Regions from separate parts of the Homo sapiens genome. Here regions 2, 3, 4, 5, 6 and 7 are each linked to region 1. Evidence: chromatin loops called from intact Hi-C (ENCODE). Cell type or tissue: heart right ventricle. All regions are shown on one strand.

Evidence for each region. Hi-C counts contacts between places; a loop is a spot of excess contacts. Peaks named below come from ENCODE experiments on the same cell type or tissue, not always from the same donor. Only the 100,000 strongest peaks of a DNase experiment are listed, where the experiment ranks them.
Region 2: a loop joins it to region 1, with 4 times the contacts of the local background. A loop is called at or near these places in 56 of 110 quality-filtered maps.
Region 3: it touches region 1 in a loop (2.9-fold over the local background); 23 of 110 quality-filtered maps call a loop at or near these places.
Region 4: a loop joins it to region 1, with 8 times the contacts of the local background. A loop is called at or near these places in 76 of 110 quality-filtered maps.
Region 5: it touches region 1 in a loop (13-fold over the local background); 12 of 110 quality-filtered maps call a loop at or near these places.
Region 6: a loop joins it to region 1, with 11 times the contacts of the local background. A loop is called at or near these places in 76 of 110 quality-filtered maps.
Region 7: a loop joins it to region 1, with 13 times the contacts of the local background. A loop is called at or near these places in 65 of 110 quality-filtered maps.

The regions. Positions count from the first base shown.
Region 1 is chr3:53,070,985-53,074,984 of GRCh38, forward strand. It overlaps a transcript of RFT1 not described here. Among named protein-coding and RNA genes, the nearest start is that of SFMBT1, 27 kb to the left of the region's middle. RefSeq lists enhancers at 1,659-1,708, 1,949-2,566, 2,059-2,178. In heart right ventricle, CTCF peaks have their summits at 1,864 (motif pointing left) and 2,085; DNase peaks (open chromatin) are centred at 1,857 and 2,417; H3K4me3 peaks cover 1,432 bases; H3K27ac peaks cover 1,405 bases.
Region 2 is chr3:52,932,666-52,936,665 of GRCh38, forward strand. It overlaps SFMBT1 (Scm like with four mbt domains 1), which reads right to left. Exons shown (of 21, transcript NM_016329.4): 5 at 2,148-2,236. Among named protein-coding and RNA genes, the nearest start is that of STIMATE-MUSTN1, 37 kb to the left of the region's middle. RefSeq lists an enhancer at 794-963 and a silencer at 2,068-2,362. In heart right ventricle, a CTCF peak has its summit at 2,171; a DNase peak (open chromatin) is centred at 2,160.
Region 3 is chr3:52,834,364-52,838,363 of GRCh38, forward strand. All of the region lies in intron 8 of STIMATE-MUSTN1 (STIMATE-MUSTN1 readthrough), which reads right to left. It overlaps MUSTN1 (musculoskeletal, embryonic nuclear protein 1), which reads right to left and starts at 656. Exons shown (of 3, transcript NM_205853.4): 1 at 577-656. The coding sequence starts at 585. It overlaps STIMATE (STIM activating enhancer), which reads right to left. Exons shown (of 8, transcript NM_198563.5): 8 at 2,370-4,000. RefSeq lists an enhancer at 3,087-3,256. In heart right ventricle, no CTCF peak of the experiment used is centred here; DNase peaks (open chromatin) are centred at 598 and 1,896; H3K4me3 peaks cover 1,307 bases; H3K27ac peaks cover 3,371 bases.
Region 4 is chr3:52,850,013-52,854,012 of GRCh38, forward strand. STIMATE-MUSTN1 (STIMATE-MUSTN1 readthrough) reads right to left here. Exons shown (of 10, transcript NM_001198974.3): 3 at 2,591-2,686. STIMATE (STIM activating enhancer) reads right to left here. Exons shown (of 8, transcript NM_198563.5): 3 at 2,591-2,686. Among named protein-coding and RNA genes, the nearest start is that of MIR8064, 5.5 kb to the left of the region's middle. In heart right ventricle, CTCF peaks have their summits at 1,554 and 1,760; no DNase peak of the experiment used is centred here.
Region 5 is chr3:52,769,034-52,773,033 of GRCh38, forward strand. NEK4 (NIMA related kinase 4) reads right to left here and starts at 1,907. Exons shown (of 16, transcript NM_003157.6): 1 at 1,621-1,907. The coding sequence starts at 1,713. RefSeq lists enhancers at 1,684-2,201, 1,989-2,038 and a silencer at 1,719-1,828. In heart right ventricle, a CTCF peak has its summit at 1,955; a DNase peak (open chromatin) is centred at 1,968; H3K4me3 peaks cover 1,999 bases; H3K27ac peaks cover 1,898 bases.
Region 6 is chr3:52,843,726-52,847,725 of GRCh38, forward strand. STIMATE-MUSTN1 (STIMATE-MUSTN1 readthrough) reads right to left here. Exons shown (of 10, transcript NM_001198974.3): 5 at 1,104-1,216; 6 at 1-73. STIMATE (STIM activating enhancer) reads right to left here. Exons shown (of 8, transcript NM_198563.5): 5 at 1,104-1,216; 6 at 1-73. MIR8064 (microRNA 8064) reads right to left here and starts at 2,827; the gene lies at 2,738-2,827. RefSeq lists an enhancer at 760-1,260. In heart right ventricle, CTCF peaks have their summits at 2,155 and 2,376; a DNase peak (open chromatin) is centred at 1,616; H3K4me3 peaks cover 362 bases; H3K27ac peaks cover 3,368 bases.
Region 7 is chr3:52,740,880-52,744,879 of GRCh38, forward strand. It overlaps NEK4 (NIMA related kinase 4), which reads right to left. Exons shown (of 16, transcript NM_003157.6): 11 at 3,360-3,426; 12 at 2,473-2,582; 13 at 532-620. Among named protein-coding and RNA genes, the nearest start is that of NEK4, 28 kb to the right of the region's middle. In heart right ventricle, CTCF peaks have their summits at 1,724 (motif pointing right) and 1,923; no DNase peak of the experiment used is centred here.

The sequences.
Region 1 (4,000 bases):
CCTCCCAAAGTGCTGGGATTACAGGCATGAGCCACCAAGCCCAGCCAAAATGTTTAAATTAGTAAAGAAAGAAAATTCTGGAATTTTTTGTAGAGGTGGGGTCTCACTAAGTTGCCCAGGCTGGTCTCAAACCCCTAGGCTCAAGCAATCCACCCAAAGTGCTGGGATTACAGGCAGGAGACACTACACCCAGCCTAAAAATTTTTTTTGAAAGCTTAAAACAAGGAAGGAAAAGGGAAAACGGAAGCTAAGGAGACCAGTGAAGAAGCTGTTGGCAAAGGGTGGTAAGACCTGAGCCGGCGTGTCCCCATCTGTGAAATGGGTACACCGATCCCTATGGTCACTGAAGCTGTTGAGAGGACCCCTGCGCTAATGAGAGTGAACTCTGCAGTCTGTGAGGTTGGTGCCCCAGATACTTAGCTGGAGGACAGGACTCTGCCCAAGTCCCTTGTATGGGCCTACCTATGGGGCCACCCTCCTCGCTATGCCTGATCCTCACAGGTTTCAGCACACTGGCCCCAGGTCACAGGGGCCGACCTGGGACATAGAGAAAGATCCAGCCATGGGGCTACCTCCCAGAGCAGACACCAGCCCTTGACGGGCCCAGCAGCCATGTTGGGTCTCCATGCAATTTAGTCTTATGAGCCACAGCTCAGCTTAGACTCAGGCTCCAGGAATAGGTCCCCAAGACACTCTCATTCCCCAGTGGTTCCCAGCAGTATTGGGACAACCAAAATCAGCCTCAAACTGCTCAGGCCTTCCCCAGGGATATGACACTTAGCAGCTCCTGGGGCTGCCCAGGCTGAGAACTACCTATCCCCAGCCCCAGGTAGAGAGCCCCAAGTCTGGCTGTAAGAACAAGGTGAAGCCAAAGACTCAAAAGCAGGTCCTTGCCTCCCGTGACTGCAGGCACAGCCCAGTGAGGGGCAGCAGGGCTGCCAATGGTCCCCTGAATTGGCACCCACTTCCTGGGTTTAGCACCACTGTGGCCTCAAGAGGCCCTAAAGGAGGGTTGTCATGGCATGCACCATGGGTTCCTCACATAGTTCCTCTGGCCCAGGGGAACACGTGTCCTAGAGGCAGCTGCTCCTGGCGTCACTGTTGGTAGGTCCAGATGAAGGACAGGCCTCTGCCTGGGAGTGTCAGGATGCAGAGAGGCTGCCTCATTCCTGCTGCGGCAGCCAGGGTCCCCACACACTCACACTCATGTCAGCGAGGTCACAGGAGGTCGTCTCTACATGAGGCTGTGATAAGGCTGCGTGGGAGCCTGCATGCAGGCTCAGCATCATCCTGCCCGGGCGGGAACCCTGGTCCACCCTTGCTGTAGGACTTCAGTCAAATGACAGCCTCTCTTGACCCTCAGTTTCCCCAACTGCAAAAGTAGCACCCGACAACATGCACTGACCCCCCAGGGCTGCTGGGCGTGCTTGGCTGATGGTTCACTCTCAGAAGTATCTGTCCCTACCCACCTCGTAGGTGCGGTCAGGTGAGTTCTTCTCTGCCTCTGTTTCCACACTGCACCTGGAAGAAGCTGGAGGACCTGCTCTCCTAATTGCTCCTCTACCACTGATGTTGTAAGAAGGGGACACTGACTTGTCACTCTCTGCCAATGTAGGAGCCAGGCACTGTCTCTGTTGGCTCAGGGCTGGGCTCCCAGGAAGTAAAAGCCTAAAGGCTCAGGGAGGCCATTTAAGGTCTAGGGTCCAGTGGACTTTCGGACGCATCGCAGCCTCCGCTGAGCCCTTCTAGCAGGCTTGTGGTGACTGCACCCTGGGGCGGCTGCTCCATTGTTTCCTGTCAGTCCCGCTCATCTGCTCAACAACCCTTTGGAGGAAACACACAGGAGGGTCCTGCCCTCTAGTGGCTGCCGGCGGCCAGGTCTCTCCTCACAGGGCTCCGCCCGCGACCTCAGAGGAGCCCACCGCCCTCTCTGCCTGCTCTAGTGCCTGCCGCACAGCAACAAGCAGGCATTTCCTGGGGGTGAAGCCGAGGCTGGCCCCATGAGCTGACACCCAGCAATCTTCATCTCCGAGCACCTTTGAGTCCTGGGGGGCCCTGCTTCCAGATGTGAGCCCCCAGCCCGTGGGGCTGGGTGGTCCTGGGCTGTGCCACAGGGTTTCAGCCCACCGCGAAGGAGGCCTGACGGTGTCCAGGTCGAGGGCACCTGTGGGCAATGATTGACATAACACTGCAGAGAGAGAGCCTGGTGGGGCACCGGCCTCTGCCCAGGCTGGGTTCCGGGGCCTTCCCCCATGTGCCCACATCCCATGCTTCCCCCGTTACAGCCTCTGCCGTCAGACTGCGCACCAGCATCTGTGGGTGAGGAGAGAACCTGGGCTGGGGCTTGACACAAAAGGGGCTTTGCCTCTGGACACCCCCACCTGTGCCGCAAGTGGAGGGGGCGGGGAAACGGGGAGGAGGGAAAGTAAGCGGAAGTCCCGCCTCTGTGGAAGCGCCTCTGCACCCTTTGTCCCCCAAGGGAAGCACAAGTGTGTGGCCAGTCAGATAAAGCAGGCCTTTCCTTGCCTTTATGGAGCCACGGGCTGAGGCTGGACCAAGGGTCAGTGAGGGGTTCAGGAGGCCCCCTCTGCGCCTCTCTTCCAGGCCCTGAGCCCATCATTCCCTTCGTTGTTAGAGTGAAACTGTGAAGAGCCGCAGCTCTGTGCCGGGCGAAGAGGATTTGGCAGTGAAAAGGATGAGCTTGCCTTGCCCTGGGGGCAACTGGCACCTGGGGTAAGAGGTGGCCGGTGAGAGCCTGAGCCCTCTGGAGAGCAGAGGCCCCGTTGTGCACAGAGCCAGTATACCCAATGCTCGGGGAGCTCCCAACAACCCTACCCAGCCCTGCGGGAGACCACAAAGCTCTAGGGAAGAGCCTGTCCCAGGAAGCACAGGGCTTCGAAGTTCTGACAAGGACATCGGAGTTCCAGGCCCACCCCACACATGCACACACTTCCTGCTTCCAATTAGCACTAATTGGACGACTGGGAAAACCCACAGACCATGAAGCAGAAGCAGTTAGGTCTGCGGGGCCCCGGTGAGGCAGGCCCTGCGAGGGCCCAGGTGAGCCAGGCTCTGGGGGATGGGCCCTGGGGTCTCTGTCTCTCTGAGAGGGGATCAGGTGATCAGGGCCACATCTGCCAGGATCCCTACTGGCCCCTCTGGAAGACGGAAATTGTCCCAGGGCCAGGGCAGAAGCTGGGTGTGGGGGAGCCTGACAAACACCCCCTCTCAGCCTGGCATTTAAGGCTCCCCTAAACCTGGCCCTACCAGCATCCCCCCTCCCAACCTGGTCTCTTTCATTTCTTCTGCTCCTAGTTCTCACTGCCTAAGTCACCCACTGATTAATTCTTTATGTCACTCCATCTATTCATGTATTACGTGTCCAGGAGCCCTCCTGTGGCCAGATCCTGGGACCACAGAGATGGATGTGCCAGGCTTGGCTGGTCAGGTGGACCTTGGAGCCAGGACCTTTTCCAGGGTCCCCAGAGCACTGGATGGTCAGAATCAAAACAGGGCTAAGGCAGGTCCAGGGGAGGGGAGGGTCCTGATGCTCACCTCCTTCCTACTTGAGCAGCCCTCTCTCCTACCACCTATCCAGCTAGGCCTGGGCCCAGGTTGGCAGAGACCACATTGCAGGGCAACCCCTCTGCTGGCTCCACTTCATTCTTGGTGGGAAGAAGGAGGCCAGGCTGAGCACTGCATGCGTATGAATAGAAGTATCAGCTTTGCTTGGCACTCTCTGGGTGAGGCTTTGTGTCCCTTGATCCTTTAGACCGCACTCAGGGTATGTGCCAGGCTGTGTCCACATCCATGGCCAAGCTCAAGACAGAAGCTCTGCCAGGAACAGCTAGGACTAGGGGGCAAGAAGAGAAGCAGGCACCAAATCTGAGCTGCTCTGGGGTGGGTCTAGCCCGTGGGGAGAAGCAGGGACTGGCCCTTAGCAAGAGGCTGGCTCTGGAACTTGCATGCTGGAGTAGTCTGGGCCCCAGCCCCAGAGTGA
Region 2 (4,000 bases), 140 kb before region 1:
TTTGGGAAGCTGAGGTGGGCAGATCACTTGAGGTCAGGAGTTCGAGACCAGTGTGGCCAACATGGTGAAACCCCGTCTCTACTAAAAATACAAAAATTAGTCGGGCATGGTGGTAGGCACCTGTAGTCCCAGCTACTTGAGAGGCTGAGGCAGAAGAATCACTTGAACCCAGGAGGCAGAGGTTATGGTGAGCCAAGATCATGCCACTGCACTCTAGCCTAGGCAACAGAGCAAGATTCTGTCTTTATAAAAAATTTAAAAATTTAAAAAAAGCAAATATCAAAATACCATCATCATCATTAAAGAGAAAAAATCAAACAAAAGTCAAAGTCAAAGTCACCTGTAATCCCACCTCAAAGAAAGAACCACAAGAAACACTTTGGCATACACTCTTTTTCTCCATACAAGTCAATATCCACCTCTGCCAGTCTGTCTGTTCCTATTTTTTGAAAAATGGAAACACTGTATACTGTTTCTTAATTTGTTCTTCATTTAGTACATCATAGGTATCTTTCTATAATAGCACATATAACTCTTCCTCATGTTTTATAGTATTTTATGATATTTTACATTGTAAATGGGCAATAATTTATCCAGTTACCTACAGATAGTATTTCAGTTGTTTCTGGTTTTTTATTGATGTCACAACAATGTTCAAATGAACAGAGTAAAAGCTTTTGATTACAGTGATGGAAAGGAAAAGTTTAACTCTCACTATCTAGAAGTATATTAAAAACTACAATAAAGAAAAGAAATTCATTATCAAGTTATCACTTAATCATTTCTAATACACAACCTTACATTTTTTTCCTAGTAAAAACTGCTCTGTGACACTTACATATCCAGATATGCAAAGGGACATATGAAAAAGTGGAGGAAAAGATTTAGAGCTAAAAGTCAGCATGGCAGAGTCATGGTCAAAAAAGAGTAGAATAGTTTATCAATTCATCCATTCATTAAAATGTTACTGAGTTTTTAGTATGTATAAGGCCCTGGCTAAGCATAAATAAATGAGTCAGAGTATAAAAAATAAAAACCAGTTTGAAATAGAGTATTCACCAATCAAAATTTAAAAGGGAATGTGAATGGATGACAGAAGTAAATGTAACCATAAAACTCTTAGAAAATACAGGAGTAAATCTTCTTGACCTTGGGTTAAGCAAAGCCTTCTTAGATATGATACCAAAAGCACAAGCAACAAAAGAAAAAAAGATAATCTGGATTATATCAAAATAAAAAATGTTTACGCTGCAAACAATAAAAAGACAAACCATAGAATGGGAAAACATATTTTCAATATTTTGAAATGCATGTATATTTTGAATGCATAATACATTCAACTCAATAATAAAAAGACAACCCAATTTAAAAATGGGCAAAGAAATGTCTCCAAAAAGGATACAGAAATGGCCCATAAGCACAAAAAAACATACTCAACATCAACAGTCATTACAGAAATGTAAATCAAAATGAGATGCCACTTCATACCCACTTAGTCAGCTATAATAAAAAAGATAACAAGTGTTGGCAAGGAAGTAGAGGGATGGGAACCTTCATACATTGCATTTCACATATGCCACAAATAATTTTACCAGTATGACAGAAAGTGACAAGATATAACTTAGAAATGTCATAACCAATAAATCCATTTCACAAAATCAAGAGATCTATATTCACTAACAAGCTTAAAGGCCACACTAATTTAAAAGGACTGCTGAAAAGCAGGTGGAAGGCAGAAGTGCAATAGATCCAATGTGTTCCAAGCAAAAAAAAAAAAAAAAAAGGGTGGGTTGGGGGGACTCCAAGTCACCTGGTGTGGGAGTTACAAATGTCCACCCTCAAGCAGAATCGACCTCTGCTCAGTTTCAGAGTGAAAGCCCTCAGAAGGTCCTATTTTCCAACTGTATAAAAGAATCTGGGAAATTAGATTTTTTATGTGTTAGCAACTAATTCAGAAAATATTTAGGCACTAAGCAAGCCACCAGTTTGCAACCTCTGAGGGTAAGTTTAAACTTCCCAATACCTATGCCTATGTCTCTAATAATAACGTTTATTTTCTTCAGAGTGGTAAATAAGCAACCGATTTTAAGATTCTTTGAAAGATCAGATGGGTTTTCCATGCTGATGTGGCATGTAGTAATACTCACGCCCTCTAGCAGCGGAACAGGAGGACTACATGCTCCTATCAGGGTCTGCCGCAGAAACTCATCCCAGTCAGATACTTTATCTCTGATGCCTAGATGAGGGAATAAATGACTGATTACTCAAAATGCCAGCCACAGAATGCAGAGAAACCGAAATCAGTGGAGATGGTTTAAAGGTATTTCACATTTTAAGATCTAAGAGTCCAACATACTGCTTGAGAGCTTGAAAAGATAAAACAAAATAAAACCAAAAATGCTTCTCTAGATGGAGCTACTTTCTGGTTAGTTTATTAAGAGTTGTATACAAAACAAAGAGAATAGTCCCAACTACCTATTCCTATAATTTTACCCAGAAGGTACCTTACTTTATTTTTTATGATGGAAACTTTCAAACATACAAAAAGAAAAATGATCTAATGAATCCTAAGTGCCCTGGCGTCAACAACTGTCACCTCATGGCCAATCTGTTTCATCTAAACCAGGATTTACAAGCTACAACTCGAGGGCTTAATCCAGCCTGCTGTCTGTTTTTGTTAATAAAGTTTTACTGGAACATGGCCATACCCATTTGTTTACATATTGTCTGTGGCTGCTTTCACACTACAAAGGTAGGGTTTTAGCAGCTTTGACAGAGATTGTATGACTAGTAAAGCCTAAAATATTTACTATCTTGCCCTTTACAGATAATTTGCCAATGCCTGGCTTATACCCTCACACTCCACCCATGCCCAACCAAGGATCAGTTAGAAGACAATTCCAGATAGCATATAATTTCATCCATATATATATTTTAGTACATATTTCTAAAAGAAAATATTTTCTTACAAAACCACAATAACAACATCATACCTTTAAAAAATTAACAATAATTCCTTAATATCAAATATCCAGTCTATGTTCAAACTTCCCCAATTGTCTCATAAACAGTTTTGTCAATTTGTTTGATTACATCAGGACCCAAGTGAGACGCACGCATTGCAAATGTCTCCTTGATTTCTTTTCATCAGTAGGTTTCTTCTCCTTCCTCCCCTCCCGTGTCCCTACTCTCTCTTTTTTTACTCCACATTTATTGAGACCTGGCCTTTGTTCTCTATGGAGTTTTTTAGAGTCTGATTTCATTGGTTACGTCCCTGTGGTGACCAGTTGTTCTACTGTTCCCTGTATTTGCCATAAATCAGTATTTAGAGCTAGAAGCTTGATCAAATTCAGGTTAGACTTTGCGGGGTGGTGAGGGTGAAAGAATACTTCACAAGTGGAATAAGTTATACCCTTCCCTCAAGAGCATGAAGAGGCACATATGGTCTGGCTGTCTCTCCCTTTGTGACATTAGCAGCTTTTAACGGTTACTACATAGATGCACTGATTCATTACGGGCTCAATGGTGATATTCTAATTGTATTATTCCTTCTTCATTTACTAACCAAAGAACTTCCATAAAGAAAAATTTCTCTACATCAACTATTTGATTATGCTGAGGTAGATTTCATAGAAAGAAGGCTTTCTTTGAACATATACTTGATTGTCTTTACTCTTTCTCTATATTTACCACCCTTTAAAATAAACAGTTGATTGGCAGGCATCTTCCAAGAGTGGCTAATGAGGGTTTTGTTTCAAAATTTCACTATGAAGTCATACATTAAAACAAATACATTTCAAGCCATTACAGCTGTTGTCCTTACGACACTCTATCTTCAACCAGAGGCAGTCTCTTCAGGTTGGCTCCTGAGACCTTTTGGCATGACACTAGTAAAGAGCCACTGATAACTTTTTTGCTTTTTGGTATGACAAGATGTTCCAGGATCATCTAGGAAATTGCCTGACCTAGTGCAGGACTCAGCTACTTCTGCAAGAAGCCC
Region 3 (4,000 bases), 240 kb before region 1:
CGCCTGTGAGTCTGAGACCTGCCTGTGCTTGGGTGCAGGTGCAGGTATTTCCTCGCTCAGCCTGGGCCAGGCTCCTCAGAGCAACACACTATACCCCTGTACAGCGATGCATCCAGCTGTGTCCCTCCAGCCTCATGTGCACACACATACAGCTTCATGCATATACCATACACAGAGACAGACAGACCTATGTGTGTGGCCACACACAGAGTGCATGGCTGCCGGGCCCATAGCTACAAATGCACAAAGCTCTACACACTGAGCTATATCGGCAGCACACACACAGATGCGCACACACACACACACACACACAGGCACATGCAAAGATCTATCTAGGCCCCCCCCACCCCCAACATTTCTCTCCACTCCTCCTAACAAACCGTGGAATACCACCAAAGCCACATAGAAGAGGGGTTCTTCAGGGGGTCCTCCCTGAGCCCCCATCTCCCAAGGGCTGCAGAGCCTCCAGTTCATGCTTGGGGCTCAGATCAAGACACAGCTGCCAGAGCCGAAAGTGTCCAGGACTCCACCTCCACTCCCTCTGGCATCAACACAGCCCTTGCTGGGTCCTCCTACCTGGGACATGGTGGGTATTGTGTAAGCGCTGGGTCTCTGAAGGCGCCTCTCTGGCAGGCAGCAGCTGCTGGAAAAGATCTGAGTGGAGCCCAGCCTTCTGAAACTTATATAGCCTGCTTGCTTGTCCCGCAGAGTCACTGCCCCTCCTCTGACAGGCTCCCTGATGATTCAGGTCCGCAGGGTCGCTGGCTTCAGAGTTTATTCTCGGAGATGAGAGGGGCTCCCAGTACTGCTGCCTGGGGGCTGCAGCCCTGATGAAAGCAGATGGCTGCAGAGACCCTTTGCCCTCTGGGACAGCTGCTTGATTCGCCGGGGGGAGGTGCTGGCACTGACGGACATGCTTTGTGTTTACGGATTTGGGTCCTGGAATGTGTGACCATCTGAATTGTTCCTCTGCAAGGGTTCATCCCAGTGTGTGGGGTGGGTGTGGGGTGTCCCTGAGGGAATGGAGGGCCCTAGCTGGGTTGGACTGCTCCAAGCTTGTTTTTCTTCCTCTTCCATCCCTTCCCCTGGATTCCAGTGGACAGATTTTCCATCCCTGCATGGTGGCAGAGCAGGAGCTTCCCGTGTCTGCTGCGTCTGATTATGGCAAGCTCACTGGGCCCTTGCAGCAAACTCAGAGAGGGGCTACCACAGGTTCACAGGTGGAGAAAGTGAGGTAAAGGGAGCCTGGGGAGTTGCTCATGTTTTTGCTGATGTCCTTGTCCTCTATCCTATTCCAACTGCAAGTTCAGAGAGGGGGGAGTAAGGGGTCTGGAAAGGACCAGGGAGGAAACCATGCTCGATGGTGACAGCACTGATGAGACAGAGGTGTGAAACAGGCTCAGGCTCAGGCCTGAGCCTACTCACCTCCGAGTAGGTGAGGCCACCGCAGGGGGGCTGGCCTGCAGGACAGTTTCAGTTGCTCAAAGAGGGTGGGGGAGAGTGAAGCCCACTCCAGATACTGAGCTGCAGAGACAAGAACAGGCCCAAGGGCTCCCCGGAAGGTCACTTAGCTCTCCTTTGCTAGAAGCTCCTAACACACCCCTCCTTGCAAGGGGAAGATCCCCCAGGGCACAGGCCAGGAGCCTACGCCTGGGGTGGGTATGGGGAATAGGTGTGCATAGGTCGCAGCCCTCCCAGTAACACACATATCTAAGTCCTTTTCAGTTTATGATGGAGATTATTTTTATCCTCGAAGGCTCCAGGCAGATGGAACTCAACCAGGCACTGACATTTGGTTATCCCAAATGCCACTCCATTGCTGTCATACTTTGAACCCCACCCCAATCCCCCTCCTGACACCCTGGCTCCAGGAGGCCAATGAGAGGACTGCCAGGCTTGATCTGAGACAAGTGCTGACATGAGGAATGCCCAGGATGTGGCACATGGGCCAAGAGGCAGCTGAGGGCAGGCCAGGCCTTGTGGGGGCCTTCCACTAGTTCCAGGGGTGCCCCTGCAGATGGCACCTGATGCTGCGGCTCTGCCCAGGGACCTCCTTCCAGCCCCGCAGCCTCAGGGACAAGGATGTGGGCTACTCACTGCTTATACTCTACCTCCCCAACACGATGTCCTCCTCAGAGACGGACTTGCTTTAATTCTCACTAGCGAAGAAGTGGAGATGGACATGGCAAGAGCATGTTTGGCTTTTCACTGGGCAGTTGCTGGCTCCCACTCCTGCCATGAGGCTTCGTAAGGTTCCTTCTCACTCTGGTCCCTGGGGAGAACCTTCTAATTCACAGGGGAATCTTTTTTGACCCTGCCAAGCTGTTTCAACTCCAGAGAACCCACAACCACAACCACAAATGTGATGGTTTCTTTTTAAAAAAAACTGTAATAAGATGCCAAACTTTATTGTAAACCATTTTACAATGTAAGTACATCATCTTCTCTTTCATTTCAAAAAAACGTTTCCATGAATCCTACCACCACCGATTAAGCACCCCCACTGGATGGCTGCTGAAGTGGGCCATGGTTTTCCTTGCATAGGTCTGACTTCTAACAAACTTCAGGAAAAGAAAAATCAAATTTAAAACAACCCAACCAACCAACCACCAACCAACCCAGGAGCTCAAGGTGCTTGTGGCAAGTCAGACCATAAGTCCCTTACCAAAAGCCAAGCCCCTCAGAGCTGCTAATGTTTCACGAAGTAAAACAGAGAGCTCTGCACTCTTAGCTGCAAGCGTGTGAAACTTCTAAAAGCCAGCCCCACATTCTACAAGGCAGCTGCTCTGGCCAGTGGGAAGCTCCTTGCACTGCCTATCTTAGCCTGGCTGCGAAAAGGCCAGTGAACTGCAAGGGCAGAGTGAGCTGCCAGCTGGGCGCTGCTCCCTCCAGGGTTCTGAGGCAGCCTTTGGACATAAACTTGGGGCTGCACCCTACAGGCTTACACTGTCTAAGGGAAGTCACAGCTTGGATTTGAGCCTTTTAATATTTTCCCTGAAGAAAGAGGCATGACAGGTGACATTAACCCATGACTCCCTGTTGCCAGGGAGGGCACAAGTTAAAGCTTGAGGAAGGAGGCCACCAGCACGGCTGAGGGGCCACAGACCCTCCTCTTGCATGTGTGCAAGCTGAGTGGACCAAGAAGCCACCACCACCTGGATCTCACTAACATCCCCCCTTGCCATTGTCAACAACCCTCTGACAGCAAAAGGAAGTAACAGTACCAACCACCTCTTCCATTTGGATATGACAGTTCTACCTCATTAGTTTATTTCCAATAGTTACAAGAAATTTGTTCATGACCTTGACTTGCAAGGTTCCACCACAGGTGGCTTGGCTGAGGTCCAGATTTGGACAAATCAGATTCATAGCACACAATATCCAGCCAACGTCCCACCATTTCTCAACACGGTGATGGATGCCATGTGGCCAGGTGAAGAGCTGCACCTCGTAAGGCACCTTGGAGCAGGTGGAGAGGAAACTCATCCCAGGGAGGGAGGGCAGCTCGGGAGGAAGTCCTGACCACAGCCCTCTGATCTGCTCTCATGGGATGGTGCACCACGGAAGAGCCCCCAGTGACTGCAGGAGGCACTCCTGGGGATACAGATTTGTGTGTGTACATGTGTGTGCACGTGCACGTGCACACACACACACAAACACACAAGAAAGGGAAGGCCAAACACGAGAGGTGTCCTATGGTCAGACACCCTATTAGACCCCCGTCCCCTGGTCAGCCAGCCAGCTACTAGCCACAGCTCAGAGACTAAAGCCCTTTCTGAAAATCAGGATACAGGGAAAAACCACCACTCTTCAGCTACCTCTTTGTTCCCCAAACCCTCTGCTCACTGGGAAGTGGGCAAAGCCTTCAGATGAGACCATCTGAGATCTATATAACCCAGGGTTTGTTTCACAGCTTTCATAGATTATGGCTCTCCTATCCCCTGCCCTGTCTGGAAACATTAGGAGCTCAAGACTGAACATGAAGCTCCAATTGTGAGCT
Region 4 (4,000 bases), 220 kb before region 1:
TTGTTTGGGCCCATTCTGGGGGCTGGGAGCCCTCATGTGCCAGTGTAGCTGTCACTACCATGTGCTGAAGCTCATCAGGAGTGCGACCACCTGAGGGAGGTGAGTGAGGGACAAAGACACTTTAAAACTGCCAGTGCTGGCTGCGCGCGGTGGCTCACGCCTCTAATCCCAGCACTTTGGGAGGCCGAGGCGGGTGGATCACGAGGTCAGGAGATAGACACCACCCTGGCTAACACGGTGAAACCTGTCTCTACTGAAAATACAAAAAAATTAGCTGGGCGTGGTGGCGCGCACCTGTAGTCCCAGCTACTCGGGGGGCTGAGGCAGGGGAATCACTTGAACCCGGGAGGTGGAGGTTGCAGTGAGCTGAGATTGCACCACTGCACTCCAGCGTGGTGACACAGCAAGACTCTGTCTCAAAAAAACAAAACAAAACAAAAACCTGCCAGTGCTTCTGCCAGGCGAAGGTTCAATGGAAGACAGAGTACCTGGAAGCAGCCAGGGAAATCAACAGGAAACAGAACTTAACTGATGACAGAAACACCTAGGCAATGATTCTGCTCACTCCCTGACAGTCCAGCCCAGGAGGCCCAGAACAGTGCTGCTGCACCAGAGAGGTTCAGGAAAACAGCCTCTCGGGTTTCGCAGACAAAGAGGACAGGGCAACATGGCCTTCGCCCATCCCCATCTGCAGTCAAGCATAAGTAATATTTTTACACTGTTTTTTTCTTTTTTTGAGATGGAGTCTCCCTCTATTGCCCATGCTGGAGTGCAGCGGTGCAATCAGCTCACTGCAGCTTCCGCCTCCTGGGTTCAAGTGATTCTCCTGCCTCAGCCTCCCAAGTAGCTGGGATTACAGGCACCCACCACCACACACAGCTAATTTTTGTATTTTTAGTAGAGACAGGGTTTCATCATGTTGGCCAGGCTGATCTTGAACTCCCGGCCTCAAGGGATATGCCCACCCTGGCCTCCCAAAGTGTTGGGATTACAGGCCTGAGCCACCGTGCCCGGCCTACACTTTAAAGAGCGAGCTTTACTCCCCATGGGAAAAGGCAAGATAACTGGGGGAGTGAGAGGAGGAGGCTCTGAAGGGCATACCACATGAACTGTGTTCTTGTACGGTCTGTTTCCATCCGACACAAAATTTTTTCTCTCACCAAAGAAAGGCCCTTTTCCACTCACCCTCTCTTGAGGGCCTTGTACCCAGATCCAGCTGAGCACTGCTGACCACAAGCTCCAGCTCTCCATGGTAGACAGAGTGGGAGACAAGGGCACTGGGTCCAGTACTGACCCTCTACGATACCATGTGGCTCTGAAATCCTTGCAGGTAAGCTGCAGGACACCACACACTCCAGGTGTGGTGAGCTTTCCAGTTGCTGAGGCTTGAGACATTTTGTGTAGTCTCACAGCCTCCTATCCTGGGCTGGAGCTTTGGTGATGTGCACACAGCACTCTGATGCCAGAGGGCGCAGCCTGTGCTAGGGTAGGTCAGCAGGAAAACCAGTGAAAAGAGGGAGGGGGCATTTCTCCTGCCTGCCCTTCCTCTGTAAAATCACAAGGGGTCACTCTTAGACCAGAGATGGCAGGAGCAGCAACTGCTTCCAAGGCAATTTCCCTCTGGCCTGAGGCTATGCTGCTCTCAGATACTTTGTGTCCAAAGCATCTCACGCCTGCGAGAACAAGGACATGTGATGTACATACAGACCTTACTTTCATTCATTCACTTAGCAAACATTTACAAGCCTACTGTGTGCCATGCCTTGGGAATAAAGAGAGAAAGTTCTATGTTCCATCCTCAACACAGATGATTCTGACAGACAGCAAAGCATCATGTGGGCCCTGGAAGCCAGACTGGCTGGGCTCCATGACTCCTGAGCGGTGTGAACTTACAGTATATATAACCTCTCTGTGCCTCAGTTCCACCACTGTAAAATGGGGATGATCAAAGTCTCCATTAATATATGGCAGGCTGCTATGAGGACAAAGGGAGGCAGAAGATGGGGCCAGGATGAGGTAGGCAAGCCTCCTCTGCCACTCCACCTGCTAAGAGAAGCACTATGTGGGTGCCATCAGCAAGGAGGACAGAATATCATGGCCGGATTGAGGTCACAGATGGATTGCTCTGGGGGCTGCATGGAAGGCACATTGCAATGATAAGGTGGAAGAGGTCAATGAGGGTCAACAACAGTTTTGACCCTGAATGGCTGACGCCACAGAGAAGCCCTGGTGTGTCCTGGTTCCAGAGCAGAGACACTCCTGTAGGGCATTATCCTTCCTTGCCAGGGGCGGCTTGGAAACTGGGAGACATAAGGACACTAGAAAATCAAAGGACAGAACTTGGATTGATGAACAGAAAGCCAGTGCATGGGGAAAGTGTCAACACGCAAAGCCCTACAAGCCAACTGATAGCTGTGTAAGTGAGCTCCAGGACAGCATGTACAGGATGGTCTCTCAGAGGAGCACAGAGGAAAAGGGGAGCACCCTCTCCCCAAGCCAGAGGGAGCAGGACCAGCAGCAGAAAGCAAGGCCAGCCTATATTTTCAATGGAGGGGCAGCTGATGTTTGCACTCAAATAGGGAACACTTACAGTGAACAAGGGTCCTCTTCAGTGAGATCTGCTAGGTATACATTTGCAAAGTGGATGAACAGCATTCCTATGGCTTGTTTGGAAGTGTCTAAAAACCTGTACAAAATAAACCAGCACTGGTTATTAGCCTGACAGGAGCGCAATATCCAATTTGAGGAAAACGAGAAGACTGAAACAGGAAGAAAGCCACCCCAACCTTCCAATCACTGGTTATCTCTTCCTGGGGCCTTGAGCACTAACTCAGGCTTGGCATCTCAGCCACCTTTCAAAGCCTTCAATAACACTGCCTTTGAAAACCCTAAAAGGTCAAGGATTGATATTTAAAATACGTTTTAAATTTTTTTCTTACTTCAAAATAAAATGCTCAATCGCTGCTTTGTGATGAAGCCCAAGGTGCCTCTATTTTAAAGAGCTCCCATTCAACTTCACTCACAATGAGCTAAATTATGTGTGAAATTAACAAGACGTGCACAAATCCAGTACTGCAGCTGGATCCCTAAAGAAATTTCAGCTGCTGCCATTTAAACAATGGGCTAGATCAGGGTAGGCAAATTTTTTCTGTAAAGGACCAAAGAATAAATATTTGAGGTTTTGTGCGCCATATGATCTCTGTCTCAATTCCTCAGCCCTGCCGCTAGAGAATGATGCAGTCATAGACACAGCTATTCCAATCATACACACCGGGCCTGAGGGCTGTAGTGTGCCAGCCCCTGGACTAGATGGTAAGCATTTCAAAAAAGAAAAAACAAGGGTGTTAATCTCTGAGAGGAGCTAACCCCGACCCATGTGACAGGAGCATGGTGGAGACAGCGTGTGCCTTCAGTATGTCCTCCACCACCAGCACCAGGTAGCCATTCTCCTCTGTGGTCGAGGCACCTCTTGGTCATGGCTGTCTCTCACAGCCGCCCAGCTGGGCAGGGTCTCAGGACTGCAGAGATTATCCAGACCAACCCAGCGACGGTGGCTGGAAAATCATTCCCTAGACTCACTGCAAAGGAGGAGTTACCAAAGGACAACGTATGTAAGACTCAAGAGAGCCCCAAAGCTAGGTCTCCCACCAGGTCCTGCCCCAGCCCTGAGGTGGGAGTCACACATTCTAAAGTTAACAGGGTTTGAGAAAAATCAACGGGGGGAAAATAAAAAGAATTATCAAATTCGCCAGCAACACGTTTAAGAACAAGTACACGCTTAATAATTTTATCACAGTGATTACTGACGTTTCCTCTGAAGGATAAAATGGCTATTTTGTTAGGAAATGTAGAAGCCCAAGGCAGCCTAAAACAGGCAGCTTCTTGTGGACACAGTGCTGTCTTGAAGAGCTGACTGTATCCTTCCAAGTGATGTATTATTTTGGAGTTTTGTCTTTAGAACCTACTTCTGAAGCTTTACCACCATTTCACGAAGGAAAAA
Region 5 (4,000 bases), 300 kb before region 1:
ACATGGTGAAACCTGTCTCTACTAAAAATACAAAAATTAGCCCGGCGTGGTGGTGTGTACCCATAGTCCCAGCAACTCGGGAGGCTGACACAGGAGAATTGCTTGAACCTGGGAGGCAGTAGTTGCAGCAGTGAGCCAACATCGCACCACTGCACTCCAGCCTGGGAGGCAGAGCAAGACTCTGTCTCAAAAAAAATAAAAAATAAAAAAAGAAATTCCTTAATATCTAAGCTCTCCCAAAAAGGTGAATAAAATATAGCTTGACTATACATTTGCAGACAGAATAGTCTGTGGATTACGTTAGATACTCAAAGGGATCCATGGCCCCATAAGTTTAATAGTCACTGATCTTCAGCATACAAAATTATTCACACTTAAAAGAAATCAATAGCCTCTAATACCTAATACATTGCCCTCAATCATTTCAAAGACCATACAATTCATTTCTTCAACACATAGATAAATGTGTTTTGTGAAGTGTAAACTAAAGCTCAAATAACTAGCTATTGCTAGTTCCCTATCATCAGCCCCAAAATCCAATGATTCCCCCAATGCCTACTGAATAAATTTCTTATGCATGAGCTTGTGTTCCACGCAAAGCAACTAGCACCAGAGACAAGGAAGAACAGGCAATTGGGCCCTATATTTAGGGGGAACATCTCTTCTCAGCTTGCCTGGAGCAGTCCTACTGTCCTGGTGTAACTATTAATAATGCCTTTCAGTTTCAAAATTGTCCCAGTTTGTACATTATATTGTCACCCTATTAATAAACCACATTGAATAATTGGTTCATTATCCTGAGAGTAATGGGATAAAGTGTTTTAAACAGAGGAGTGACAACATCAGATTTAAATTTGAGAAAGATCACTGAGGCTGCAGTGAAAGTGATGGATTGGAGAAAAGCAAGTCAAGTGGCGGCGACCAGTTGGGAAACCGTGGCCATAGCTTTGCTAGAGACAACAGGGTGTCCTGGATTGGGGTGGTAGCAGTAGAGATGAGAGGAGGCCTATTGTCTTAGTGATAGATGAATATAATCAGTGTTGGGGTGCGTGGGGAGGCTTAAAAATGACTCCAGGTGTCCGGCTTGGGCAACTGGTGGGTTGGTGTCACTATTCACTGAAACGGAAGACATGAGAGAAGGTTTGGCGGGAAGAAAATGAGTCGAGTTTTAAGTGAATCCAGCAGTCTACAGTAGAGACGTTTGGGGCCCTTCATTCAAGGAATAATGCTTGCTAGGCGCTGTATTAAGTCCTGGGAATGCATGATACCGGCTCTCATGAGAGTATCGGGGTTGGGAGAAAGGTGTGTAGATCACGCATGCCAATTAGTACAACAAAGAAGTAGATAGGCAGAGACTGAAAATTTTTACATAAAACTTAGAATTGTAATTAAAGAAAATGAAAATTAAAAGGAAAAAAATTTAACACAACAAAGAAGTAGAAGTAGTTCTGGGCGCATATTACAGGGAGGCCAGGCCTCGTCTTGGTCTGGGACCATTTCCCTGAGGAAACGCCATCCGAGATGAGCCTCTTGCGACCACCCCCGACCTAATCTACCGGTCGGCGCCCTCGGCGCACTTCTGCCCGCCCCCGCCCCTTGCCGGGCCCCACCCCTGCAGACCTGCTTGCCGTCCCGCCGGTGCTTCACAAGCGTCACCTCTCCATAGCTCCCCTTGCCCACGACCCGCAGGTAGCAGTAGGCGGCCAGGGGCATGTTCCCAGCGCTGGCCCAGAGTCGGGATGCGGCGGCAGCGGCGGGTAGGGCAGCGGGCGGCAACAAGAAGCTCGGTTCATGCCCGAGAGGGGGCAGTGGGGGCGGCTGTTGAGGCAGCCGGGCCCGGGCGGGATTGCTGGGGCCCGGCCCGCGACGACGCCGCTGCCATAGCGATCCGGGCCGGGAGCAGTTCTGCGCATGCTCCTGCGTCCCCAAAGGACGGCCATAGAGCGGACGCCACGAGCGGCCAGAGAGGTTCCGCAGCCCCGGGAGGACCCGCCATAGAGCAGAGGCTCCAGGAGGCCAGAGCGACTCCGCCAGGCTCCGCGCACTTTCTGTGCGTCCGTTCCACCGTCCGGATCCCCGCCACAACAGAGTCAGGGAAAGCTTCCTCTTTTTGTGCACTTGTTTGTCCTAAGGCCGTTACAAGTATTGTTCGTTCATTCTGCAAATATTTGTTGACCGCCTATGTGCCAGGCCAACAAAGTCCCTGCCCTCCTGGAGCTCATGTTCTAATGACTGGGTGACAGACTCTCTACCAGTAACATTTGCTGTATCCGCTTTATCACATGCCGTCTCTGCATCCAGCAATCCATCCTATTTTTTGATACATTCAAAGTAAATTATCAGTACCTTTCATCCCTAAAAACTCGCCTGCTAATTGAGAACTACAAAGACTCCTCAGCATTTAACGACTACCCTAACCACTGCACTAAGAGACTTGACTAAACTCTAACATGGCATCATGCTAAGTTAACAGCCTAAGGGCGGATCTCTAGGTGGGCCTAGGCCCCTTTAAAATGCCTGCCCAAGAAAGCTCAGGGGTGCCAAAAGAATTCACCATTTGTTCCAGCCAAAGCCTCCCTTTCCCAGAGCGCTTCCTTTTTTTCCTTTTTTTTTTTTTTTTTTTTTTTTGAGACAGGGTCTCGCCCTGCCACCCAGCTTGGAGTGCAGTGGTGCAATGGTGCTCACTGCTGCCTAGACTTCCTGGGCTCAAGCCATCCTCCCAACTACAGGCACACACGTCCATGCCTGGCTAATCCTATTTTATTTTTTTTCAGAGACAGGGTGTCACTATGTTCCCCAGACCGGTCTTGAACTCCTCGGCTCAAGCAATTCACCCACGTTGGCCTCCCAAAATGCCGTTATTACAGGTGTGCGCCATCGTGCCTGGCCTCTTTCCTTTTTATGGCCAAATAATATTCCATTATATGTATACACCACAATTTGTTTATCCATTCATGCAGTCATGGACACGGATAGCTTCCATCTTTTGGCTATTGTGAATAATTCGGCTATGAACATGGGTGTACGAATATCTGTTTGAGTCCCTGCTTTCTTTTTAATTCATTTGGGTATACACTCAGAAGTGAAATTGCTGGATCATATGCTAATTCTAGTTTAATGTATTGAGAAACCACCACACCATTTTTTACAGCAAGCTGAACCATTTTACATTCCCATTAGCAATCCACAGGGGTTCAAATTTCTCCTCATCCTTGATATATATCTTGATAGGAGATTTGGGTGTATGAATTTGTCAAAATTATCTAATGGTACATTTAGTATTTGCACATTTTACTCAAAGCAATTTCATCTTCACTAGAAAACCAAACAAAAAGAACCATAAATAAAGATTGAACTCTAGTTAATGATATTATTAAAGATAAACAAAGCCAGGCATTAAAATGATGAAAATAGATTTTATTCAGTAACTACTGACAGTAGGGGAAGCAGCTGAACTCCATTCCATTTGCGCAGGGGTGATTGGGCATTCCAAAGGAAGAATAAGGGAGTAGGCAGGGGAGCATGCAGGGGCTCACTTAGAGTCTGGGAAGTGAAAAATTAAAAGGAGTGCTTAGCGTAAATGTGATTAGGCCAACTGTGTCTGCTAGCTGGCAATTAGGGAAGTTAGGATTCTATTCTCCCACATAGACTGGGAGACATGAGCCCTACCTTTATGATGATTACATTCCAAAGGAATGGATTTCAGGTCCTTGAGAAAGACATTCCTAGGTTGTAGGAAATACATAGGTATATATCTCAGAGGGACAGAGGAAGGATTTGTAATTGTAGCTTTTTAAAGTTAGTGCTCTAGAGGCCACACACTATGACTCACACCTAATCCCAGCACTTTGAGAGGCCAAGGTGGGAGGATCACTTGAGACCAGCCTACGAAACACAGTGAGACCCCCTTCTCTACAAAAAATTTTTAAAATTAGCTGGGTGTGGTGGCGCATGCCTGTAGTCCCAGCTACCTGGGAGGCTGAGGTGGGAGAATCAGTTG
Region 6 (4,000 bases), 230 kb before region 1:
CAAAGAAGGGGACGATCAGCATGACGATGGCCAGCTTCAAGTCTGGGTTTTCAATGGGATTCAACAGGGCCACCTGTAAAGAGAAGCAGACTCAGTGAGGTAGGGAGAGGCCACCGAGAGTGTGCCTGGGGTGGGTGGGTGGTACCCATAGGCCCTGAGGGAGCCTTAGCTTAAGACGCTTCCTCCAAAGCCCAATGGGAGCAGCACCTCATGCCTAGGGTTCCCAGATGAGACTGTCCACAAGGAACCCTTGGAGACCACATTAAGCATCTGGTGCTTTGGCAGCTTTCCCCTCAGTGTGGACTTGCAAAGTGCAGTGGGCTTACAGCCACCAAGCCAGGGCAAGGCAAGCAGTGCCCACCGGGAGAGTGGAGTGTGGGCTTCAGGGGGCTGGAGGGGTGAACACAGTGGATGCTCATTATAGACACCAGCAATGAGGCCCCAGACCACTTTCTAACAGAAATCCCACACCTCAACCACCCCTAAAAGACAACAGCACTGAAAAGCCTTGGCTTATTTTCTTAAATAAAATCCAAACACAAATAAAACCCAAAGGAGGCCAAGCTGAGCCACTTGTTCTCAAAGCTTCTGGCTGGTCTCATGTGGGCATTCGGGGATGAGGAGTGGGGGTTTATCTACACAGAACTGGGGTCAGAGGGCGGAAGCCACGGTTGGGGAGCCCGTGGGCTGGCCAGGGCATCGGCACACTGAAGGTCACAGACTGTGGAAGCTGCCCGTGGCACCACATGGCTCAGTTAAACTACCAGCCAAGAGAGGTGTGTGACAGGATGTTTGCCGATGTAGAAACATGTATTGTCGCAAGGCCTAAAAACCACCATCAGATGGTAGCAAGCCGAGGGCAGGGACTGTATTTCATTAGTTTTATACATCCCAAGGCTTCATCTAGAACAGACATTTAAAGTGGATGGATGCTAAGAATTGACAAGCTCTTTGGAGTAGTTGCCACATCAGACCAAATGCAGGACACATTCATAGAGTTAAAACAAGTTTGGTTTTCCTAGAGTTGGCGTATGTGGGTGATGGGGAGGAAGTGCTGCTTGCTCAGCGTGGCAAGGAGCTGCTCATGCAGGGACGAAGCAAACCTTTTTCCACTGAAGTATTAGGAGGACGATGAAGACGACAGACTTTTCAAAAATCATGATCACGATGTAAAGAGCGCACTGCCCGACCCAGGCTCCACACTGCAGAGGGTCTCCTGCAGGGACAGGCGGGTGCTTAGTCACATGGGGCCCAGGCATCTGAGTGAGATGATGTCCCCACCCCACTCCCCCACACGCACCCCAGAACACTGGCTCTAAAGCTCTAAAGGTACTTAATGAGCCCCCCCAAAAGTCCAAAGGATTACCTCATCCTTAACAGACAAATGCAGTATTTTAAATAAAATCAGAGAATTCCTTATTTGAAGATACTAAAATGGCCTTTCTTTTAAGAGATTCTAAGATAGGATTAAAAAGCACTAAAGTTAGGAAGTGCTCATTGCTGGAGCTCAGAAAAGCTGTTCTTTCTGCCGGCTGGCAGCAGAAGCTGTATGAAGCAAGACTGCTATTCTTATCCGTTGTTGATTTTTCCAGTGACAGCGGGGCTGCCCCTCCCTTCTCTGTCCATGAGTGGACTGATGTTTGTGGATGATGAAGCAGGACCCAGTCGCTTTGTTTGTCTCCCACCTCCCCACCTCCCATCCCTTACCCAACTCCCCGGGCCATCCCTGATACCTCAGCCTCTTGAGAGCAGAAACGTGACTCTGGAGGAATTTGGACTCTACCTGTCCAGCATGGGTCACCCCAAACACCTTGGCCAGGGACAAGGAAGTGAAGAGAGAAGTCCTTGGGGCAAGGAGGTGGGAGGGATGGGCCGGGGCCCAGGGCTGTGACAAAGGTCCATCTGGGACCCCTTCAGTCACCATGCTTGAGAAACCGAGGGACCTAGTAGTACAAGCTGGAGGATGTGCAGGCCTTGGAATGCCTCCAGGACATTTTGAACGGAGAGAAGACCAGCCCCTCCAGGGAATGATCCTGTGATATGAAGAACCCTAGGGTGGCTCCTGGGAGCCACATAGGCCTCCCCAAAGTGGGAGACCCAGGGGAGAGTGGGATGTGGGAAGGTTGCCTGGGGCTCACCCTGGAAGTTCTGCCAGAGCTGCCTTACCACAGCTGGCCAGAAGAGGGGGTACAGGGTAGCATTTTGGGGGTGGCGGGGGGGCGGGAGGCTGGGGGGTAAAGGCCGTAATCCAGGCTATGAGAAGATAATTTGGTCCAAAGAGATATCTCCAGCTTCTCACTTGGCTTTATTGTTTCTGCAGCAATCCCTGTTTGGGCACCCATGCTGGAGGCCCATGCCCTGCCCAAGCCTGTCAGCTGTACACAAGGGAATGACTTTATGCAGCTGCAATGGACAAAACACCAGGCCATTCCCTTTTCTGGAAAACCCTGGGAGAAGTGTGGCAGAAACACATCAGTCGCCTCTTCTGAGGTCTTCCTTTCTACTTTCACTTAAGGGATAGGAGACATTTGAGCCAAAAAACCCATTTCATAAGCATAATCCCTCCTTGCTAGGTTGTTAATGAGTTTTGCAATCCTTTTCCTTTCGGTAAGTCACCTAACCTTATCGAGAACAGTTCTCAAAACAACAGATGAACTTATTTGTGAGAAACCATTAAGTAATTAAGTAGGTTTGAGGACAGTTGGACAGAAAGCGCCACTAGGAAATCTCTCTGTGAGGACTGGAGTGTTTGGGAGCCAGCGGAGCGCGCGGCACCGCTTATTTACTATGGAAGGATGTCCGCTCGCTCAGTGTGCTCACTCCATCTGCTCTTCAGTTTTAAGTGACTGACAAGGAGGAAAATGCTTTTCCTCCCATACGCCTCACATTGCCCCAGTGTTCTAGGTTTCTGCTACACAACTTAGCTACAGCTGCCTCTTTAGATGCTAAAATAAGAAAGTTCAGAAACGTGAGAAAAGAGAAAAAGCACCTGTGACCCCGTCTGGCACACCATTTCCTCTGGGAACCCAGATCTCACGCAGCCACCGTTGGGAGAAGCACACGTGGCTGCTGTGTTTCCTGATTCCTGTTTCACTTGCGAGTCTTTCAGATGTCCCCCACAGTCTCCTCTTTAAAGGACAGACATGCCAGGCAGTGTTGCATGTCCTGCTTTGTCATTGCTGTTATTGTTTTCTTAGAGATGGGGTCTCACTCTGTCATTCAGACTAGAGTGCAGGGGCATGAACACGGCTTATTGTATCCTCAAACTCCTAGGCTTGAGTGATCCTCCTGCCTCAGCCTCCCAAGTACCTGGGACTAAGAATGCATGTCATGTGCCTGGCTAATTAAAAAAAATTTTTTTTTTTGTAGAGACGGGATCTTGCTTTGTTTCCAAGGCTGGTCTTAAGCTCCTGGGCTCAAGCGATCCTCCCCGCTTAAGCCTCCCAAAGTGCTGGGAATGACAGGTGTGAGCCACTGCACCTGGACCTTGTGTGTCTTGCTTTTTACTGCAATGAACAACCTCAGGCATGTGGGTGTTTTGTTTGGGTTTAATTATTTCCTCAGTAGAAGTCACAGCAATAGGGGCCAAAAGGAGGGAACACATCTGTGGCGAGAGGCTTTCAAAAGGGAGAGTTTGGCCAGGGATGGGCAGCAAGACCCATGAAGCACCGTGACCCAGATGTCAGGGCTTCCACATGGGAAAGAGTGGCCTGGTAATCAGAGTGCAGACACCATGCGTCACCTGGATCTGGTCTCAACCGCCGGGGCTGTGTGGCTTATTTCCCTGAGTCCCGCATTCTCATCAGCAAACTCTTGGCCTTCTCTTCTAGGAACAAAAGACACATCCTAGAAAAATAAGCCCCTCTTCTTCATTTACATGAGAAGAGAGCTGTGGTACCTCTTCCTCAAATGGATGGGCAGGATAACAGGTGTGGGAGGTGGAATAACAGCCCCACACAGTTGCCTACATCCAAATCCCTGGAACCTGTGAGTGTGTAGC
Region 7 (4,000 bases), 330 kb before region 1:
AATATACATGTAATTGGAATCCCTAAGAGGGCAGGAAGAAGTCCAAAAAAAAAATGTGAAGAAATAATGGCCAGGCGGGGCGTGGTGGCTCACGCCTGTAATCCCAGCACTTTGGGAGGCCGAGGTGGGCAGATCACGAGGTCAGGAGATCGAGACCATCCTGGCTAACACGGTGAAACGCCATCTCTACTAAAAAAATACAAAAAACTAGCCGGGCATGGTGGCGGACGCCTGTGGTCCCAGCTACTTGGGAGGCTGAGTCAGGAGAACGGTGTGAACCCGGGAGGCGGAGCTTGCAGTGAGCGGAGATTGTGCCACTGCACTCCAGCCTGGGCAACAAGAGCGAAACTCCGTCTCAAAAAAAAAAAAAAAAAAAAAAGAAGAGACACTTTTAGCTCCAGCATATGCCACAAACCATTTATAATTTTATCAGTGGGAATACTAGAGATCTAAATACTACTGAAAATGCACATTTAATATTCATTAAAACAGAAATAGTTTATAAAGGGAGACAGAAAAACAAGAACTTACCCTTCCCCGTAATCCCCATCTGACTTATCAGTTGAACTTGTAGAAGAACTTAACTCATCCTCAGACAGACAATGAATCTGTTTCCTTTCCTATTAAATGTTTGGAAGAATTAAAATTCTACATGACAACACAACCAGAATGTGATACTTGAACCAGTCTTAGATGCAACAACTAGACACAATACGTTCCTAGGTGCAATATAACAGGAGAATCTAACAAATACAAAAATTGTTCCCATATGATTTGTGGCAAAAAGAAAAAAACATTGAAGTGATTTTACCCGTGATATCCCAGTTCACTCATAAAGTCCACAAGAATAACTGAAGAACATCAGATGAAGTTTTTTATTTTGTTTGTTTTTTTTTTGTTTTGATTTTTGTGTTTTTTTGAGACAGAGTCTTGCTCTGTCGCCAGGCTAGAGTGCAGTGGCACGATCTCGGCTCACAGCAACTTCCGACTCTCTGGTTCAAGTGATTTTCCTGCCTCAGCCTCCCGAGTAGCTGGGATTACAGGCACGTGCCGCAACGCCCAGCTAATTTTTGTATTTTTAGTAGAGACAGGGTTTCACCATGTTGGCCAGGCTGGTCTCCAACTCTTGACCTCATGATCCGCCTGCCTCAGCCTCCCAAAGTGCCGGGATTACAGGCATGAGCTACCGCGCCTGCCCAAGGTGAAGTTTTACAAAGGTCCTGGAGAGTCTCAGCTGTGAAGAAATTTCCAGAGGACAGTGGATGGCTAGTTCTGGTTTATCAACTCCTAAGCAGAAGGCTTGTTCTATAGGAATGTTGGCATTTTAAATTACCTAGGCAAACTCAGCTTGTCTTTTTTTTTTTCTTTTTTTTGGATACAGGGGTGTCACTATGTTGTCCAGGCTGGCCACAAACTCCTGGGCTCAAGCAATCCTCCTTCCTTGGCCTCCCAAGTAGCTGAGATAACACCCACAAGCCACCATGCCCAGCTTCAGCTTGCTCTTAATGTGAGACTGTTAAAGTGCTTTAAAGGATCACCTAAAAATACACATAAACCTTACAACTCTGAGATATGGAAGGCAGCCTCTATTAGTGAAATAACTAAATGATATAGTTAAAGAAATAATACATCCAATACTTTCAAAGAACAGGAAGAATTCCCAGAGTATTATACAGAGAGGTGAACATGGGTTAGAAACCTAGTAATTACCCATTTAGCCACCAGATGGTGTCCCTACATCATCTACAGGCAAGAAGGTAAACTACATTGACACAAATAAGAAACTGAGGAATGATTAGCAAGTGAGACTCAAATCTGGCGACACAGATGGGTATGTTGGTATCACAGCAGATTGAGCAAAGTGCTGCCTAGTGCAAGCCCTTAGAAAGTTCTGTTATTTATTTACTTATTTATTTATTTATATTTTTGAGACAGAGTCTTGCTCTGTCACCTAGGCTAAAGCACAGTGGTGTGAACACAACTCACTGTAGCCTCAACCTCTTGGGCTCAAGTGATCCTTCCACCTCAGCCTCCCGAGTGGCTGGGACTACAGGTGTGCGCCACCTTGCCAGGTAATTTTTTTTTCTTAGAGACAGGGTCCAACTATATTGCCCAGATTGATCTCAAACTCCTGGGCTAAAGCAATCTTCTCACCTTGGCCTCCCAAAGTGCTAGTATTATAAGCGTGAGCCACTGCATCAGGCCAGGAAGTCCTGTTAAGACCAACCTATGAAATATTTTTAATTAGGCTATCAATTGTTTACAAGAGTACCTGAAAAATTTATTCCCTTAATGGGTCAATCATAATCCTTTTGACTATTATTTACCAGTTCCTTTCTTTATCAAGAGTGAAAAGATATAACAAGCTGGCCCTGTCCCAAAAATAAATGGAGCTGACATTTAAAAGGTTTACTGCATTAGGCCTGCCAGATGTAGACTGTCCACCTTCTCTCTTAGGAGTACGTAATGCACCTGAGTGACGCTGCAGTCAGAGGAGAGCCGTCGGGCAGGCAAGGGCTGGTCTTCTTCCTGGGGTTTTCCTGGCCCTGCTACACTCAGAGACGCTTTCCTCACTGAAGGGCCTGAAAAGGCAAACATCCCCAGTAGTTGTTTGTGGTGGGCTGCCCCAGTTGAAAAGGGCTTTGTATTTGGTATGGAACATACCCCAGCAGGAGCTAGCCCAAAAGTAAGTCAAACAGCATATTTATCATTTCTCTGGTGTCTGACACCTCAGTTGAAATCTTAGCTCTAGGTCCACCAGCTCTGTGACCTTGGGCAAGTTACTTAACTCCTCAGAGCCTCTGTTTCCTTAGCTGCAAAATGAGGATAATGCTGCATATTTTGGCAGTACTGTAAATGTGAAATGAGATAATACCCTTAATATGTTTACCATAATGCCTAAGACATGGTCAGCATTCAATAAATGGAAACTGCTAGTACTATCTTTAAAAAATATTAAAAAGAATGATAGCCCTCAGCCTACGGCAGCACCACTCCCCAAGCAACCTCCCTCTGTTCCTAAGATGGGAGCAATTCACTGAACAGTGGACACTGGACATGGAAAAAAGTTAAACATTCACTTGATTTCTGGTCTGAAACCTCCCAGGACTTACTGCCACTCAAAGCCCTCTTGTTATTTCTTTAATATCCCCCTCCTCTGATATTTGAACCACATTCAACACCCTATGATGATTTCTTAAAAGACTTGACTAAGAAATTTCAAAATCTTTTCCAACTCGATTTCCTACATGTTTTACTGCTGCTGGAAAGTTTCAACCTCTCATAGTTAGAACCAGTGTTTCTGTCCACGAACCATACCCCTAACTGCCAATTAGATGAAGAAAAGAAGTCAACTTTACCTGAAGAGGACATTTCTTCCTGTGACTGCTTTAGTCGCCTCCTCTCTCTGGCTGATAATGGTCGATCCTTTAAAAGAAAGTCACAGAGTCACTTCCATTCCTACTTGCTATTTTTATAACACCTACAATCCATGATGTATCATTCAGCATTAAGAAAAAGGTCTGAGCTGGATGCGGTGGCTCACACTTGTAATCCCAGCACTCTGGGAGGCTGGGGTGGGCAGATCACCAGGTCAGGAGTTCGAGGCCAGACTGGCCAACATGGTGAAACCCCGTCTCTACTAAAAATACAAAAATTAGCCGAGCATGGTGGTGCGTGCCTGTAATCCCAGCTACTCGGGAGGCTGAGGCAGGAGAATTGCTTGAACCTGGGAGGCGGTGGTTGCAATGAGCTGAGATCGCGCCATTGCACTCCAGCCTGGGTGACAGAGCAAGACTCCATCTCAAAAAAAAAAAAAAAAGAAAAAGGTCTTACTCCAGCCTGGGTGACACAGCAAGACCAAAAAAAAAAAAGGTCTTGCGCTGGACTTAGAGGAGTGTCCATTGGAAACCAGCCCACAGCAGGGTTATAGCTACTAGTGAAAAATGATCACAATGATCACAGCCCTCGTTTCTGGGAGGTGCTCATTTTTGGAAGGGCA